Regions from separate parts of the Mus musculus genome. Here all the other regions are linked to region 3. A link is a loop called in an ENCODE intact Hi-C map of the cell type or tissue named here. Cell type or tissue: left cerebral cortex. All regions are shown on one strand. Each heading gives the region's core, and the rest is flanking DNA. Links, peaks and the distances in the headings are about the cores only.

What was found. Peaks named below come from ENCODE experiments on the same cell type or tissue, not always from the same donor. Only the 100,000 strongest peaks of a DNase experiment are listed, where the experiment ranks them.
Region 1: it touches region 3 in a loop (2.5-fold over the local background); 2 of 42 quality-filtered maps call a loop at or near these places.
Region 2: a loop joins it to region 3, with 5 times the contacts of the local background. A loop is called at or near these places in 3 of 42 quality-filtered maps.

What each region holds. Positions count from the first base shown.
Region 1 is chr15:37,677,974-37,683,439 of GRCm38, reverse strand. It overlaps a transcript of Ncald not described here. Among named protein-coding and RNA genes, the nearest start is that of Gm15942, 20 kb to the left of the region's middle. In left cerebral cortex, for the core only: no CTCF peak of the experiment used is centred there; DNase peaks (open chromatin) are centred at 1,397, 1,918 and 2,677; H3K27ac peaks cover 2,627 bases.
Region 2 is chr15:37,724,026-37,729,491 of GRCm38, reverse strand. It overlaps a transcript of Ncald not described here. Among named protein-coding and RNA genes, the nearest start is that of Gm15942, 26 kb to the right of the region's middle. In left cerebral cortex, for the core only: a CTCF peak has its summit at 2,981; DNase peaks (open chromatin) are centred at 2,511, 2,862, 3,922, 4,061 and 1 more place; H3K27ac peaks cover 3,894 bases.
Region 3 is chr15:37,607,332-37,612,797 of GRCm38, reverse strand. It overlaps a transcript of Ncald not described here. Among named protein-coding and RNA genes, the nearest start is that of Gm24833, 6.5 kb to the right of the region's middle. In left cerebral cortex, for the core only: no CTCF peak of the experiment used is centred there; DNase peaks (open chromatin) are centred at 1,679 and 2,347; H3K27ac peaks cover 2,426 bases.

The DNA.
Region 1 (5,466 bases), core at 732-4,731, 71 kb before region 3:
CATGGTGCTTTTAAAAATTGAATTGGGGTAGAGTGATGGCCCAGTGGTCAAAAGCCCATGTTACTCTCGCAAAGAACTGACAATCAGTTCCTGGCACTCATGCTGGGTGGTTCACAAGCACCAGGGAATCTGATGCCTTCTTTTGCTCTTTGCTGAATTTTGAGTTAATCCTATAAGCAATGTGCTACCTTTTCACATATATGTAAATAAAATAAAATAAAATCTTTAAAAAAACTTTATTAAGTGCTAACTGTGTTAACCTCTGGGGATAAACATGGATCTGAGCCATTTCTCCTTCAGAGAGATGAGTGTGCCCTGACTATGAAGAGCTCTGAAGCAATAGCCACACTCATAAAGTCATAACCATCACTGTGGTGAATGCGACAGAGGGCATGCGTAAGAAATACAAGATTTACTTCCTGAGATCGATGGCCTTAGGGAAAGTCTCTCCAAGGGAATCACATTCAACCAAAGTCGGGGGAACAAACTCAAGTTAAGCAAGAGGATGGTAGTTGAGAAAGGCCTCCTTCATGCAGAAATGACTTTGCTGGTGAGGAAGTAGTTCTCGAAGAGGGATGACTAGGGGAGGGGGTGGGGGCATGGATAGGAGAGAGAAGGAGGGGAGCAGGAGGGGACTGAGAAGAGAGAAAGAAGGAATGGGATGGATGGAGATAGGCAGAGAGAGCTCCTCTGGATGTGAAGTGGGATGGCTTGGCTTGTTGAGACAGGAAGTCTCAAGTGTGATAGCTAGAACGCTGCAAGCACTTTCATAAAGCTGCAGCACAGACGTGAGGGAGGTCACCAGGCTGAAGGCTGAGGTTATCCTGTAAGCAATTGAGTGGGTAGGATTGAGAATGGCTTGTCAAACTTGAATTTGTAAAAGGTAAGTTTCAGGGATGGATGAGTTCACTGAAGACATTGAAGTCTGGGAGATCTGGCATATGTCTGGTGAATGATGAAGGCTGCATCTATGGCAGGGTGCCTTTTGACATTGCAGTATGACACTGTGGTTTACAAATACGTTAGTCTCTTTCACGGTTGCTGTGAAATACAGGAGGATCATGGGACACAGGTAAGGTACACCTGACTTAAGGACATGGTAACCAAATGGAGAGTGGGGGACTGGGTTGGTCAGTAGGCACAAGCTACAGAATTCCCTTGCTGAAAGCTGGTGCAGGATGAGCATCACAGGGTGTGCAGGTCTCTGTCTTATGTGATGAAGAGGCAGGAAGAAGAGAAGCTGACTCCATCAAGGGATGGTACGGTCAGTGTGCCCCATAAGTGCTCAGTGCTCATGGGAGAGCTAGCCTGATATTATGAAGTAACCCATTAGTTAGTGTTTCCTGAGGTTGATAATGTTCTGACTGAATATCTTTGATATGTTAACATGGTATTTACTGAGGGAATTGGAGGCATGGGAACTATTTATAAAGAGTGTTTGCATTTTACAACTGACAGATTGCTTGACTTGGAATGACTCATGACAGACTTTTTGCATGTGTTTGAGAGATATTCAGCTTTGTTAGATTTGAAAATATGTTATTTCTGGCCTTTTTAGAGGGTGTTTTTTTGTTGTTGTTGTTTTGTTTTGTTTTTAAGAATTAAGTCTTACAGTGAAGCTTGCCACGTTCTGTTTCCTTCCCATTCGGTTTCCCATGAAATCCACAAGTCAACATCTGGCATTTGTTCTTCTTTATAAGGACTCAACAGGAGTTAGAGTTAGACAAAATATCTAGTTGTAACGTTCTTGTCCTGAGCTGGGTCAGCAGCTGAACCAGACAGGGCAGTAGGAACAGCACTGGATAATGTTACAAAGGCCACTTAGGCAGTACTTTTTACTGCAGACTGAGAGGTCTTGGAATGCATGGGATAGCTGATCTGTATGGCATCATCCAAGGCGGAGGTGGGAGTGGGCGGGCACTTAGTTGACATCAGGCCAAGCGAGTGCATAGAATTCTCTGTTCATTGTCGGGTGGGAAGCGTGTTGGCTGGCAATGACAGGACATTTGCTCTTCAGCCTTTAATGTCTAATCTTTGGACTCCGAACTTGAAAGTCTTTTTCCCAGTTTGAGAGTCACATATTTTGAGAGCTGGAAGGAACCTCTATAATAATCTTAACCCAAACTCCTGGTGGGGGAAAATGTCATCCACAAAGAGGGTTTAAGCAACATAGTTACGGTCTTTCGGTTGGCTAATTAGTGAACTCTCTGCCCCAGATGAACTTGTGTAGAGAATGGCCTACCTTCCTCTTTTATTTTCCAAATAACCTCCCTCTGTTATTTGCCAAAGTCTTATTTACTTGTTAGAGTCTCTAGGAATTAGTCCCAATCATTGGGAAGACAACAAGTGCTTTTCTAGGGAAACTAATTTTTGCTTCTTTCCAGAGGGATTTTTCACTCTAACCCAGCATGACTCCCTACTTTCACAGCTCAGCATGACATCTCTCTAATAGCCTTCCTCCTAGTTGGACATCAGTATAATGGTTCCAGCAAAACTCCGTGTTCTATAGCAAGCATCACCTCTAAATTCAGGACATAACAGGTGTTGGGGACTGCTGCCAGTTCGTTCAGTGCTGGCGGTGCTCCAAGCTCCCTTGGAAGCTGTTATGTGTGCAGGGGAAACTTCGCAAAAGATCCCTGAATCTTCAAATTACAAGGCTTATACTTTCCTGGACCTGTGTGGTTCAGTAACTTCTAGATGTCCGTGGGCCTTAGTCAGCACTGGCGAGAAGGCACTCACGAACAAGTGACAGCTGGGGCAGCAGCCCACTCGAGGGAAGGAATGGGAGCTTTAGAAGGAGGTGTGAGCAAGACGAGGGATGGGCTTGTCTTACCCATTGGCACTTACCATTTACCATCTTGGATTTGTGGGAAAGGATTGGGAGATATGCTGTCTGTGGGATCCTGTAGTTCTCTTCATCCTCCTGTTCCAAAGAGTCATCATTCTCATCAGGATGTATGTGCACGGATGAAGGAGACTGGTGAGTCAGGTGAGACTGGTGTGTGTACAAGGATGAGGGAGGGTATTGAGTTAGCATGTGTGTGTGCAAGGGTGAGGGATGGAAATATGAAACTAGATCTTCTCATTTATGTTTGAAATGACCTGGCTTGCAATTCAAGAGTCTTTTCTTCATTCTTTATTAGAACTGGATTTTGAAGTGGTGACCACTGACTGGTCTTGCAAGATCTTGCTTCCAGAAAAGTGGAAGGCACTGAGTCAAAGGATATAGCAACCACTTTTCTTTTTGCTATGATTAAAATGTTCTGAGCAAAGCAACATGAGGAAGAAAGAGCCTATTTCTCTGCATGCTTCAGGTTATAGTTCATCATGGTGACAATGTCATGCTGGCAAGAGCTTAAGGCAGCACCCTCAATGTATCTGTGAATGCCTGTGCATGGTTTAGTTCAATCTTTTATCCCTTTGGGATCTCAGTGGACAGAAGGGTGAAGCCTGCAGTGGGTGGATCTTTTCATCTTAATTAGCCTCACAATAACCCTGTGCAGATGAGCTAAGTTTAACCTAATCTAGGTAGTCCTGCTCAGACATGCCCAGAGTATTTGACCTAATCTAGACAGCTCTTTACAGATGTGTCCAGAAGCATGTCTCCCCAGTGATTCTAGATCCCGTCAAATTGATAACCACAGTGTGTGTTAGTGGTTGGGGCTGTCAAGAAATGAACAACACTTTCTGGTTCAGTTCCTTCTCTGTTGCTGTGATAAAACACACTGACAAAAGCAACATAGGAAGAAAGGGTTTCTTATGACTTCCTGAAGGTTAGATTCCACCACTGTGGGGATTTTTGTGGCAACAGGCAAGGACAGCACAGTGGCAGAAGCTAGAGGCTGGCTGATGACATTCTCGTCCACACACAGGAAGCAGAGAAAGGACAGGAAGTGGGCCCCTCAGGAATCCTTCCTCCAGCAAGCCTTCACATCCTAAACGTTCTATAACAATGCTACCAAACAGTACCTACCAAGTGGTGATCAAGTCTTCCGATACAGGAGCCCACGAGGACATTTCTTATTCAAATATCTGGACTAGCTCATATCAGAATGCCACTGCATTGGTAATTCAGTGAGAGAAAACCAGGATCATTTATTATAATGTGTTTACTTAACTGTTTCTGGAAGAGCAAGTGGGCACTGCCATCCAAGCTGTGTGACTGAGTGAGAATGACTGCACACCCAGAAGGAAGAGACCATGGACAAAGCACACCACGTGAGGGAAAACATATTCTGGTGGATTTCCTTGGGTCTTCAGAATAATTTCTTTCTGTATAACAGAACTTAATTGTGTTCCCAGATGATCATGAATATTGAAGTTCCAGCAGGAAGTACCAATACTTCCTTTATACACCTTGTAAACACTCCCCTTCATTAAAGCTCTTATCTAAGCATGTCATTTCTTTCCTGCTGGGGCACTGGGCAAAATATGTTACCTAACCCTATATGTCTGCAAGACAGATAAGGAAACAGAGTCACAGAGAAGACTAATGGCCTTTGTCTCTTTCTGTCTGTCTCTCTTTGTGTCCTGGAACTCACTATGTCGACCAATATCAGTCATAGTGATCTACCTGCTTCTGCCTGGTTCCTTTTCATTTTTCAAACAATGGTTGAGTGTTCGTAGACTGAGATCTTGAGGTCACGAAGTACTTAAGATTAGGAAGTCCACTATATATGAACTGTATTTAAGAGCTGGAGAGATGGCTCAGTGGTTAAAAGCACTGGCTGCTCTCCCAGAGGACCTGGTTTTTATTCCCAGCACCTACATGGCAGCTCACAATCTTCTATAACTCCAGTCTCCAGTTCCAGGAGATCTGATACCTTCTTCTTGCCCATAAAGGTACCAGACATGCTTGTGATGAATTGATGCACAATGCATGCAAAACACCTATACACATAAAAACAATAAAGAAAATTTAAAATATCTTAAAATATTTTAATAGAATAAAAAAGGAAAAAAATTCCAAAAAGAAGAAACTCAGTTGTGTATGGTAGTTCATGTCTGTGATTCTAGCATTCAGGAGGCTGAGGCAGTGGATTGTTGTGAATTCAAGTCTACACAAACTAAGTAAGTTTTGTCACAATAGAGAGAGAGAGAGAGGACAGGGAGGAAGAGAAGAAGAGAGGAGGAGTGAAATACCACATTCTTTTCCTTTTTATCTTTGAAGACCCTTTTTGAACTCATGATCTATTAATTCTAAGGCATTTTTATTTCTCTCTCATGACAACTCACTAAGTAGCACAGACTAGCATAACCTGGCATAGACTGCTCCATTGGTACTTGCTTTTCTTTGTGCCTTTAACATATTGTGACTGTTTTTGAAGTCTCCATGTGTTCCAGTATACAGGCCATCTACACTTAGTCATTGTGTCCTTTATACTGACAATTGATTGGCTTTTTTTCCCTCTGTTCTTTCAAGTATATTGTCATTTTCATCAAGTGTGGGATAGTGTTTGTAGAAGA
Region 2 (5,466 bases), core at 732-4,731, 120 kb before region 3:
AGATAAAGGCAGCTGTGTCTAACAAGACCCACAGCAGCGCAAGACAGGAAAGGGGGGCGCAGTTCAGCAGAACTCAGCATTCGCGGACTGCAGAAAAGGCTTCTCGCAACTGGGAGTCCAGATGGAAAGTAATATTGTTAGGAAAGGAAGGAGTAGGGCAGCAGGCACAGGCTGGGTAATATGAACAAGGCAATGCCCAATGAGATCGGTGAGGTCTTTGTTCTCTACTCTGCTCTGTTCCTTGTGTACTTCCTGCCTGCAGAAGCCGAGGTGTATCAACTGCTGCAGCTACATGCAGATTTTTACTCTTACACTCCCACTGTGTGTTGCGGGTGTGCACCATACGCCATACACCATACGCCGCACACCATAGCCTGCCTCATGTGTGAGTTCAGCCCTGACTTGGTTGCATGCTTTCCCACAATTCAGAAGCTGTCGGTCTGCTCCTCGCCAGGAGGCAGTTGTGGTACCTTGATGGGGTTTTCTTCCCTGAATGCCCTTTCTAAAAGGAAATTTTGCCAAGGTTATGTAAGGGCAATTGTGTGTGTGAGAGTGTGTGTGTGTGTGTGTGTGTTTCGCATATGGGCATGCACACTTGAAGCGAGCTGATACTGAACCACTACAGCACAACAAGGAGCAATTGCAGTAGCAGAGGACAGCCCTTGAGCAGCATCTCCTCCTAGTGATAGCTGCTTTGAGTTTGATCTCTTGCCACGGGTGGCAAGCCTTTAGCAGTGTCGGTGGGAGTTGTGGGCCCTCTTCTCCCTGAGGCGAGGACCAGGCAACAGTTGGAATGACTCTAACTGGGGTGGCTTGATGGGTCAAGTGGATAACTTGATTTTGTCTTTTGATTTCTCAAAATGGAAATATTTCTGTCTTTGGAAATCTTCTTTTAAAACTGTAATCAATTTAAATAGACACAGATAGAAGGAATAGAAATGATCTTATTGGGATTAGTGTCCAGTCTATGGAGGTGGGCAGAGCTTGGAGAGTTGAAAAGGTGACAGAGTCTTGGAAAGATAACATTAAGAACCAGCATCCAGCCATCCAACTGCATCCTTGAAGAGCTGGGGCACAGATGCCCTCTTTCTGTGAGCCTGTACGTTGTGATTTTGCTTGAACACAGATGGGCATGTTTTGTGTTGGGTGCTTGCAGGGCCTTAGATGAGGCCGTCTTATTTGGATGCACCACAGGCCATGTGAACTTTGCCCTGATGCTCCTTTCCCCCCTTTAAGGGAAATTTTCAAAGTAAATGTACCTCTTTTTTAAATAAATGGCAGGGATAATAACGGAAGAGCTATTTGTGTAATAAATGGTTGTCCATGTTATGCCCTAAGCCCTACAGGGGGAAAGCTTGGTCCCTTACATTAGGTGTCTTGTCCTGGTGCCACATCACTGGCAGAACAAGGATGCAGTGATAAATTGAAGCTGTCCTAAGAAGGACTGGGGCATGGCTTAGCAGGAGGAGTGCTTCCCTAACATGCACTATAAGCTGGGTTTGAACCCCATCACAGCATAAACACTAGACATGGTGATGTATACCTATAATTCCAGCACTCAGTGAGGTAAAAGCAGGGGATCCGAGGCTCGAGAGTTTGAGACCTGTGTAGGAATTGAAATAAAGATCACAAAAAGCCAGAACTCAGGTATTCAGTATTCAATTACATATTGGAGAAGTGAGGCAGTGAGCCATCTTGAGGTCCAGCTTTTAATCCCAGCATTTGGGAGGTAGAGGCAGTGAGTTCAAGACCAGCCTGGGTGACAAAGCAAATTCCAGGCTAACCAGGGCTACCTAGTGGGGCCCTGGTTCAAAACAAATCAAAATGAACGATTGTGACAACCCTGTGACTGTTTTGTCTTTTACCTGAGTCTCTATGGGTCACTTCAGTGTTTATCGGTGGTAGCCAAGAAGGAGAATAAAGAAAACTGGTTCACTGTCCTGACCTTGTGCAGATCCACAAAGCTGAAACCCAACAGGCCAAAGAACCCCAGAGTGTTCTAAAGACTTTTCTTCCAAGAATAACTTGGAGTCACATATACTTTTGAAATTATATATCAGTATAAAACATTAAAATCTCCAAAAGCCACCAGCCCTCTCTGCTTGGAAATGTGGTGTTATGGGAAATGGCTGGCTTTGTTTTCTTTGAAGAAAGGCAATGGATTTATAATTTATAATCTTGGTGCCTATCATAGGTAGCCTCTAGAGCCCCAGGGGAGTTTGAAATTGGGAACAAGATTGGAAGAGAAGATTCAGACAGTGAGATAAAAAAAGCTGAATTCCAAACAGAGCTTGCCTACTCTTTGAATGCGTTTTGAAGGCAATATGAGTCTAGGTTTTATTTTTAAGCTTTGAAAACATAGGAATATCCTCTGGGAAGGTTTGCAGAGAGTCTCTTGGGAATGAGCCTGTAGTTTGGGCAGGGGGCAGGTTGCTACAGCTCCACCCCTGAGCGAATGGCCAAGCACCTTCATGGGAGGTGTTGTCTGCGTGTGGGACAGTGGAAACACGTTGGCGGATATGAGAAGGAAGCCTCGCTGATTGAATCAGGACCAAGCAGTGTGACTTTCCAGATTAGCAGATGGAAATCTGCTGCATGTGCTCAGCATTTCTATTTTGAGCACAGAGAACATCTCTCCAACTGTTTCTTTCCTCTTCTCCCCGCTCCCTCCGCAGACCTCGAAGCCCCTCTGCGCTTTAGTTTTCTTATTTTGTTGGTATGGGTTTGCTTCTAGCCTACACCTTGAGGTTTCTTAGCTGTTGGCCAGGGTGTGAGTTATCTGTTGTGATAATCAGTCAGGCAGGACTCTACAGAATCCCCTCAGACAGGAGCTGTGCTGGCCTCTCCAGGAATACTAGCTGGAAGACAGAGGGTGTGAGCACAGAAGGAAATTAGCTGAGGAAAAACTCCATCCAATAAAGTATAGGCCTCACTAGGCAAGCAGTTGGTGCTAGGCCCTCTGCAAGAGCGCCCCTCATCTGAAGGTCTTTGCATTGCTGGCTGGTATGAAATTCTTGGATATTTAATTTTGTTTTAATTTTATTTTAAGTGTACGTATGGATGTTTTCCTTGCATGTATCTCCATGTACCATGTATGTGCCTGGGGCCTGTGAAAGCCAAAATTCGGCATCAAATATCTTGGAACTTGAGATGTGAGTTTCTGTGTCAGTGCTGGGAATCAAATCCTGGTTCTCTGGGAAAACAGCCAGTGCTCTCAAATGCTGAACCATTGCTCTAGCCTGCTGTAGGTACGTCAGTATGAGAACACTGGTTTAGTTACTATAGACAACTAAAGCAGGTATCTGACTAAAGGGTCCGTGTATGCTTTCATGCACGTGTTCTCTCTGTCCCTGTCCCTGTCCCTCCCCCATCTCTGTCTCTCTCTGTCTCTCTCTGTATTTCTCTCTCTCTCTCTCTCTCTCTCTCTCTCTCTCTCTCTCTCTCTCTCTCTGTGCATGCTTCTGAAGGCTTGAGTTGCTGTGTAGGTATCTGGATTGCAATTCATGAGTCCTAAAGTATGAAATCTTTCTGGTATTTCGAGGAAGGATAAAGAAATAAGACACTTCCATCTGTTTTTAATTTGAATACTTTATTTCTGGAGAAAACTAAAATTTAAAATAAGTCTTTATTCTTTTTTTTTTTCCCCCACGCAGGCCATCTTTGCTAAGTTGAGGCTCCTTAAGACTAAGCTAAAAACATCTATTCATTGATTTGTACAAAGTGCTTTTGACTTAATTTCTATACTAATTGGTTACAGCATCTATGTGAACTATACATATCTCTATATATCAATCTAAGTGACGCTGTAGTATCAGCTGTGAGGCTCTTTCTCCCTTAAACTCACATGCCCATTCTCTTCTTGGAGGATGCTTTAGGCCTATTTTTAGAAATGAGCATAAATGCAGTAAAGATTCTCATGTTACATATGAAAAACCTTCCAGCAGCATCTCGGATGTGGCAAGAGGAAGGGCTTTATGACATCTTTCTGAGTGAACTTAGTTAATAGTTCCAGCTAGTGGGTCCAAGTCTGGATGGACACCTGAGGTGTGCTCGCACAGTATCTGCAAAGCACACCATGAAGCTGAGTGTCGTAACGAGCGTCTTTACATCAAACATAAGGAAAGCAAAGCAGGGGCAGGTCCATCTCTGTGGGTCTGAGGCCAGCTTGTAAATGACAAGTTACAGGCTAGCCAGAGGCAGGTAGATCTCTGTGAGTCTGAGGCCAACCTGTAAATAACAAGTTACGGGCTAGCCAGGGCACCCAGGGAGTCTCTGTCTAAAAATAAGTAAAATACATACTGTCGTTGCTTTTATCTTCATGGCTTTCTAGGTCCCTTGGTAACAAGGAAAGAATGGAATGAACTGTGTCCCTTGAGAGCCGTCTGATGATCATCTCCCTTCCCATAAGGTGATGTGGGGGTTAAAAGCGGGGACTCTGTTCTCCAGGGCCTGTGGTGACCTTGGTCTGGCATGTCCTTGTCATGTGGAAGGCAGGACAAGGATTGGATAGAAGCAGGAACTATTGGTGGATCTCATGGGCTTTAATTTCTCCCTCCCACCCCCTGCTGCTTACCAGCAAACAGGACAAGCTACTTAGCATCTCTCTATTCGTTCTTCACATAGGAAATTGGGCAGAAAACAGTAAGGGCCTTTGGGAGGATCTAGTAAGCTAACACTTGTCTGTCCCCAGAACACTGCCTCGTGCATAGCGGCACACCGGTGTTTGCCACTATTATCGATATTGTTACCAGTATATTCGAGAAACACCTTTGTTGTGTTTTCAGTGTACAAAATGGCAACTCCATTGTGTACTAGAGTGACCAGGTTTACTGAGCAGGACTGCACATGGTAGCACTTGCACTTGGCTCTGTTTTGAGGATTCTGAAAGCGACCTCCTGTGGCTATACCTTGATCCCTGGCAGTGGGGAGATTCTGGGGCTGCAGAATGGCAGGGAAAGAGTTAACTCAGGGCTGCAGCCGCTGAACATGCAGTATAAACAGTATTTGGGAATGAGGTCACTTCTGTTTTGGGAACCTAAAGGCAAACACAGTTACATTTGTTCCTGTAATCATTGCCTTGTTTGAGACTGTTTATGTTTAGAAACTCGCGTTGGAATATTTATCAGTCGGGGCTCTGAAACCAACTCTGGCTACTTCAGCCAAAAAGGAACAAAAAGAGCCATGGGACTCTTCCTGGGGTTGAGGGAAGTGCATGGGCTGCAAGGGTGGCCTCAGACAGAGGTGGGATGCTTCTGAGGGCCTGAGGGGAGTCTTCCAGGACTCACTTCAAGAGGAAGCAGCAGCAACTATTTTGCTTCCTGATATTCTGTCACTGGAGACTGAGATTCCTGGAAGAGTCTGTTGGTTGGGTCTGTTCCTGTGCCCTGGCAGGAAGGCCCACCAAGAATGCAAGTGGTTGAAGAGGGTGGAGGAAGTAGGCTCTCCTGTCTTCTAGGCATTTTTTTT
Region 3 (5,466 bases), core at 786-4,785:
CAGCCCAGTACTTCATATTGAAATTCCTGGTCCTTTACCAAGCTCTTCTTAGCTTGCTTTACTGTTTTCCCAGTGCTGGACACTGAGCCAGATCCTCATACATGCTGGACAGTGTTCTACCACTGAGCTATTTTTCTCAGTTCTTTATAACTTTTTAAAAATTACATCTGTGTGTGTGTGTGTGTAAGCACGCATGCTGTAGTGTATATGTGACAGCCAGAGAACAATTCAAAACCATTAGTTCTCTCCCCCAATATGTAGGTCCCAGGGACCAAACTCAGGTCATCAAGCTTGGCAGCAGGCATCCTCATCTGCTGAGCCATCCTGACGCCTCCTTTTCTCAGCCTTGAGAAGGCTATAGTGATTGTTTTATAGCCATGTTGTTTTACAAGTCACCGAGTGGCTGGCTCTACATTTCTCCAGATGGAGGTCAGCAATGCTTACAAAGATGGCTAGCATAAGGTCAGAATCCTTTAATTATTCTGTGCTGTGACCTGATACCTGATGAACAACTAGGAGAGCAGGGACATTAGAGAGAGGTCAGTTCATGGTAGTTCGGTTCTGGGTACCTGGACAAGATATCATGGAGTCAGAAACATGTGGTAGAGGAAATCACTTAATGACCAACAAGGAAGGGGTATGGACTGGGGGAAGAGAAGAGAGATAGACAAGAGAACTGGCAACACAATACAACCTTCTAAGGTAAGTTTCCAGTGACCTTCCTTCAACTAGGCCCTAGTTCCTTGATGGGAGTTTTTGCAAATGGGCTCAGCTCTTGATGAACTTAACTTGTGAAGTTAGGGTGCTGAACCAATGGTCACCCAATAAAAGCTGGTCACCCAAGACACATTCTAAGTTTGTTATCTCATGCTCAAGAAGAATAAGGGAAGATAAGGCAGAGTGAAGCTGGATTAGTTAAGGAAAAGTAAGAGAGGACTCTGGAGAGTGGGAGGGAAGACATGCCAGTGTGCTGCCCAGTGGTCTCTCAAGAGTCTCATGGTGGGAATGGGATGGGTACTGGGGTATCCTTATTGGACTTGTCATTTGTTAATGCATTATGGGTAAGCCAGTGAGAGGTCAACTGTCCTATAAATACTCCCTTGGCCCAGCTAGAGAGCTATTTCTTTGTTATTCATCCAGTCTGTGGCAGGTTGTCACATGTATTTTCTAACTGGTTTATGATACACCATGGGCCCTGCTCTTACTTCCTGGGGACAGTTAATGACTATCTCAATGCCAGGCAGAGACCAGGTGTCTAAACATGATTGGGAAGGACCTTTCATAACAAATAGTCCCAATAACCATCATCTATCACTTGACTTACATCCCAAAGACTTCATTGAGACTGTGGCAATCTCTTGCTTTCCACAGTGAGCATTAAATTGGGAAGAGTTGGCCACAGAGGTGGCCACATGAAGACTCATACCAGAAATGACTGTTGTTCATCTGGGACAGAGGAGTTAGGCAATACAGGATGACCTTCTGTCCCAACTACTCAGTTTGGAAGCAAAGTGTGCCTCTTTCAAATGTGAACGTGTGGTTGTCCCTACAGCAACATTATACATAGTGAGGACATTGCATCCAATCCAGTGGCAGAAGTCTTACTAAGAGAAAGTTGGGCTCCTTCCCAGGTACCCAGGATACACACCCACCCACATTCCTCCAAACATGCAGGAGACAGAAGGGAACTGTGGGAAGGAGAAGGTGTGGGTTAGGAAAGGAAGCATCCTGTGGCTGTCGGCCTCTAGCCAGCTCTGCAGGTGTAGTTGCCCACACAGGCAATCAACAAGCCACATAGAGGGCTCTATTCTAATCTGATCAAGTTCTTTGCTATGTTACCACCCTGGAGAGAATCAACTCAACGTACTTTTCAGTGCTATCCACCCCTACATCTGTCTGGTCACACTATTCATATCAAATCTCTCCCATCTATTCCCTTTGCCCTCTCTCCACCCATGCTGTGTTAGATATGGGGTTTGCCTATGTAGTCTTGTGCTGGAGGCTGATGAGACCTGCCTTGCATGAGCCCCAGGTCACTCGTGTGCTCTGCAGCTGTGCTCAGAGATGATGAGCAATGGGAAGCAGGCAGGTTCCGAGTTAGACATGTTTTTATTCATTGAGGGTTGTGCTGTATCTAATTGCCATTGCCCCCTTGGCTTTGCCTGGTGTTTGTAGCCAGGGAAACTAGGGAAGAGAAGGGAATGTGGTTCAGCAAGCCAGTGCATATGGAGAGGGTGTGTTGGAATCAGAAAGCATGGTCCATGGCTGGCGGAGAGGTGTTTTATAAGCCTGCTGGAGTTCCAGCTGGTCTAGGCTGAGGCAGAAGCCTAGGAAGATGTGAATTGTTAGCGACTTCATCTGATGGACTGGCAGCTCTGCATCTCTGACATTTACATTCTTCATATGGACAGGAATGTTCTCGCTTGCCTCAGAATGAGCAGCCATATGGGGCTTCCTCCGAGCTTCCACTTGCACTCCTGGCCAGCATCTTCCAGGGATAAACTTGGATCTGACACCCTGGCAGCAGGGTGCATTATGGGTGAGCCAGTGAGAAGTCAACTGCCCTATACATACATACATACATACATACATACATACATACATGCATACATACATTCAGCTAGAGAGGCATTTCTCCATTCTTCATCTAGTTTTGGGGAAGGGGGCTCTCACATGTTAGGTATAACTGGCTCATGATGTACCATGAGCCCTGTTCTTACTTCCTGGGGATGGTCTAAAGAGAAATGTCTTCTTTTTTAGATGGGATGACCAACTAAAGTTCTCTTCATGGCTAGAAATAAGTCTTTAAACACACTACCCACACCAGGTAACCCCTCTCCTCACTCCTGTACAGTCTACACTTTGCCAGCAGTTCCTGTGGCCTGACCTGGGGCTCCACACTCTGAACTTAAGGAGTTCTCATGCTTCCGTAGTTTGAGAGTTAGGACAAATAGCCATTGTAGAGACATTTGTCAAGGGAATGCAAGTCTGTGGGCTGAAATGACTTGTTTAGGACCATTAATTAATTGATTAATTAAACAGCAGGTGAGTGCTGGGCCCTGAGAAATTATCTGAGGCACTAGTTCCAGGAGGCTCCGGAGGCAGCCTCAAGAGCCTTTCAAACACAGATGCCACAAACCAAGCCGGGAAAAGTCAAAGCTGCCACTGATGGACATAGGAAGAAAGAGCCATGGCTCAGGCTTACACAGAGGCCAGGGTGGTATGGCTTTTCCACACGCCTATGGAGCAGGGCCTCTCCCCGTTCTTCTGTACTTGTAAGCTCCTTACTGCCTTGGCCTGAGACTGCTGAGCCCACTCGAGTCACCCTGTGTCTTAGTTAGGCTTTCTATGGCTGGGATGACCCATCATGACTAAGACAACTTGGGGAGGAAAGGGTTTATTCAGTTTATACTTTCATGTCACTGTTTATCACTGAAGGAAGTCAGGATAGGAACTCAAGCCAAGCAGGAGCTGATGCAGAGGCCATGGAGGGATGCTGCTTACTGGTTTGCTCATCATGGCTTGTTCAGCCTGCTTTCTTATAGAGCCCAGGACCACCAGCCCAGGAATGGCATCACTCACGATGAGCTGGATCCTCCCACATCAATCACTAATTAAGAAAATATCCCACAGGCTTGTCTACAGGCTGATCTTATGGAGGCATTTTCTTAATTGAGGTTTCATCCTCTCTGATGACTGTAGCTTGTGTCTGGTTGATGTAAAATTATCTAGCATGCTCTGTAAATATTTTTTCTCCAGGCCTTCTTTCTCAAAGCTTTAGGTACATGCAGAAGATTAAAATTCTCTCAGGTTTCTATCAATAACAATGATTCCGTTGGGGGGGGGGAGTAGGTGTCAACATGGGTTATAATCTTGTATTCTATTTTATTCCTTATATTTTAGCATAGAAATGTATACTGCAGAACACTATATTTATGATCTATTGCCACCTGTTCCCAATGTCAATAGCATATATTATTGTTTTCATTACAGCCACATTCTATTTCTAGGTCCATATTTTCAATCCTGCCAACCATGCTGTGGAACAAATCCCACAGAATTTCAGGGGCAGATGACAGCTACAGGTGCTTGCATCTGGCTTATGAGCCTGCACATTAGCTGTGCTTGGCTCCTGGCCATGGGCTCAGATCTGGTCTGCCTCGCAGACATTCATTCTTCTTGGGCTAGCAGGTGGCCAGGACATATTCTTCTCACAGCTATATCAGAAATTCAACACAGGAAGTGGATGGAAGTACAATATCTTTTATGCTGAAAGCTAAGACACTGCTCACTGTCACTTCTGCCCATGTCCCAGGAACCAAAGCAAGTCTCCCTGACAAAAAAAAAAAAAACAAAAAAAAACAAAAAAAAACAAAAAAAAAACAGTATTTCTGTGGAAGAGTCAAGCCACGGAGACACATATTAGGCTACTAGTTGAGCCACTACAGAATCCCATTGCAGAGCCAGAATCCTAGGCTGAGCCAGGTTTGGGGGGACGGGGCTATTGGTTGGTTGTCTAGCTGCCTGGGGAAAGAGCATCTGGTCCAGCAGACTCTCGGGATGAGACTCTCATCCCCTTTGCCTTTAGTTTCACTCTCAACCCTGATTTCAGGATACCTAGTCCTGCAAGCCCCCGAGCCATGTTCTGGTTACACAATGCAAGTCTGGTGGTTCTTCGCTCTCGCCCTCCCTCCTCCGACATTTTCAGGTTGGTTGAATCAGTTACCACTTGCCCATCTGCTTTCCAGCATCCAAAATTCATCGCTGTTGTTATCTCTTCTTTGTCCCTGTAGGTGCTTGCCTGTAATAAAATCCTTTTACTGTCATTTGTAGGCTTTGGGAGGAAAGTAAGCTAAATGCCCACTTTGAATGCATCATTGGGCCCACCTGGCTCTTTCTTGACACTGCAATGATCAGCAGCCATTCCCACACCAGCTACTCTAACTTTAATTGTGGCTGCACTGAGCCCCATGTTGCCTAGAGACAACCAAGTAGAGGAACTTTGATGAAGTGTCTGATATCATGGTGACTCATTTCTCAGTCTGGATTGTAGGAGCACAGCATCACTGCAGAACAACCCTGATGTCATGGTGACTCATTTCTCAGTCTGGATTGTAGGAGTACAGCATCACTGCAGAACAACCCTGATGTCATGGTGACTCATTTCTCAGTCTGGATTGTAGGAGCACAGCATCACTGCAGAGCAACCTCTTTGAATCAGTCGTGTGTACATAAACCCAGACTTGAAGACAGCATCTATCTCCTTGGCGTTCTGACGATATTATATTATATTATATTATATTATATTATATTATATTATATCTGAACCTGGGTCTTAAAACTTAGACTATGTACAGACAGATAGACAGAAAGACAGACAGACAGACAGACAGACACACAAACACACACACACACACGCTAGATATTCTTAAATCCAAGTGTGGTAGTTTAAATATGCTTGGCAGG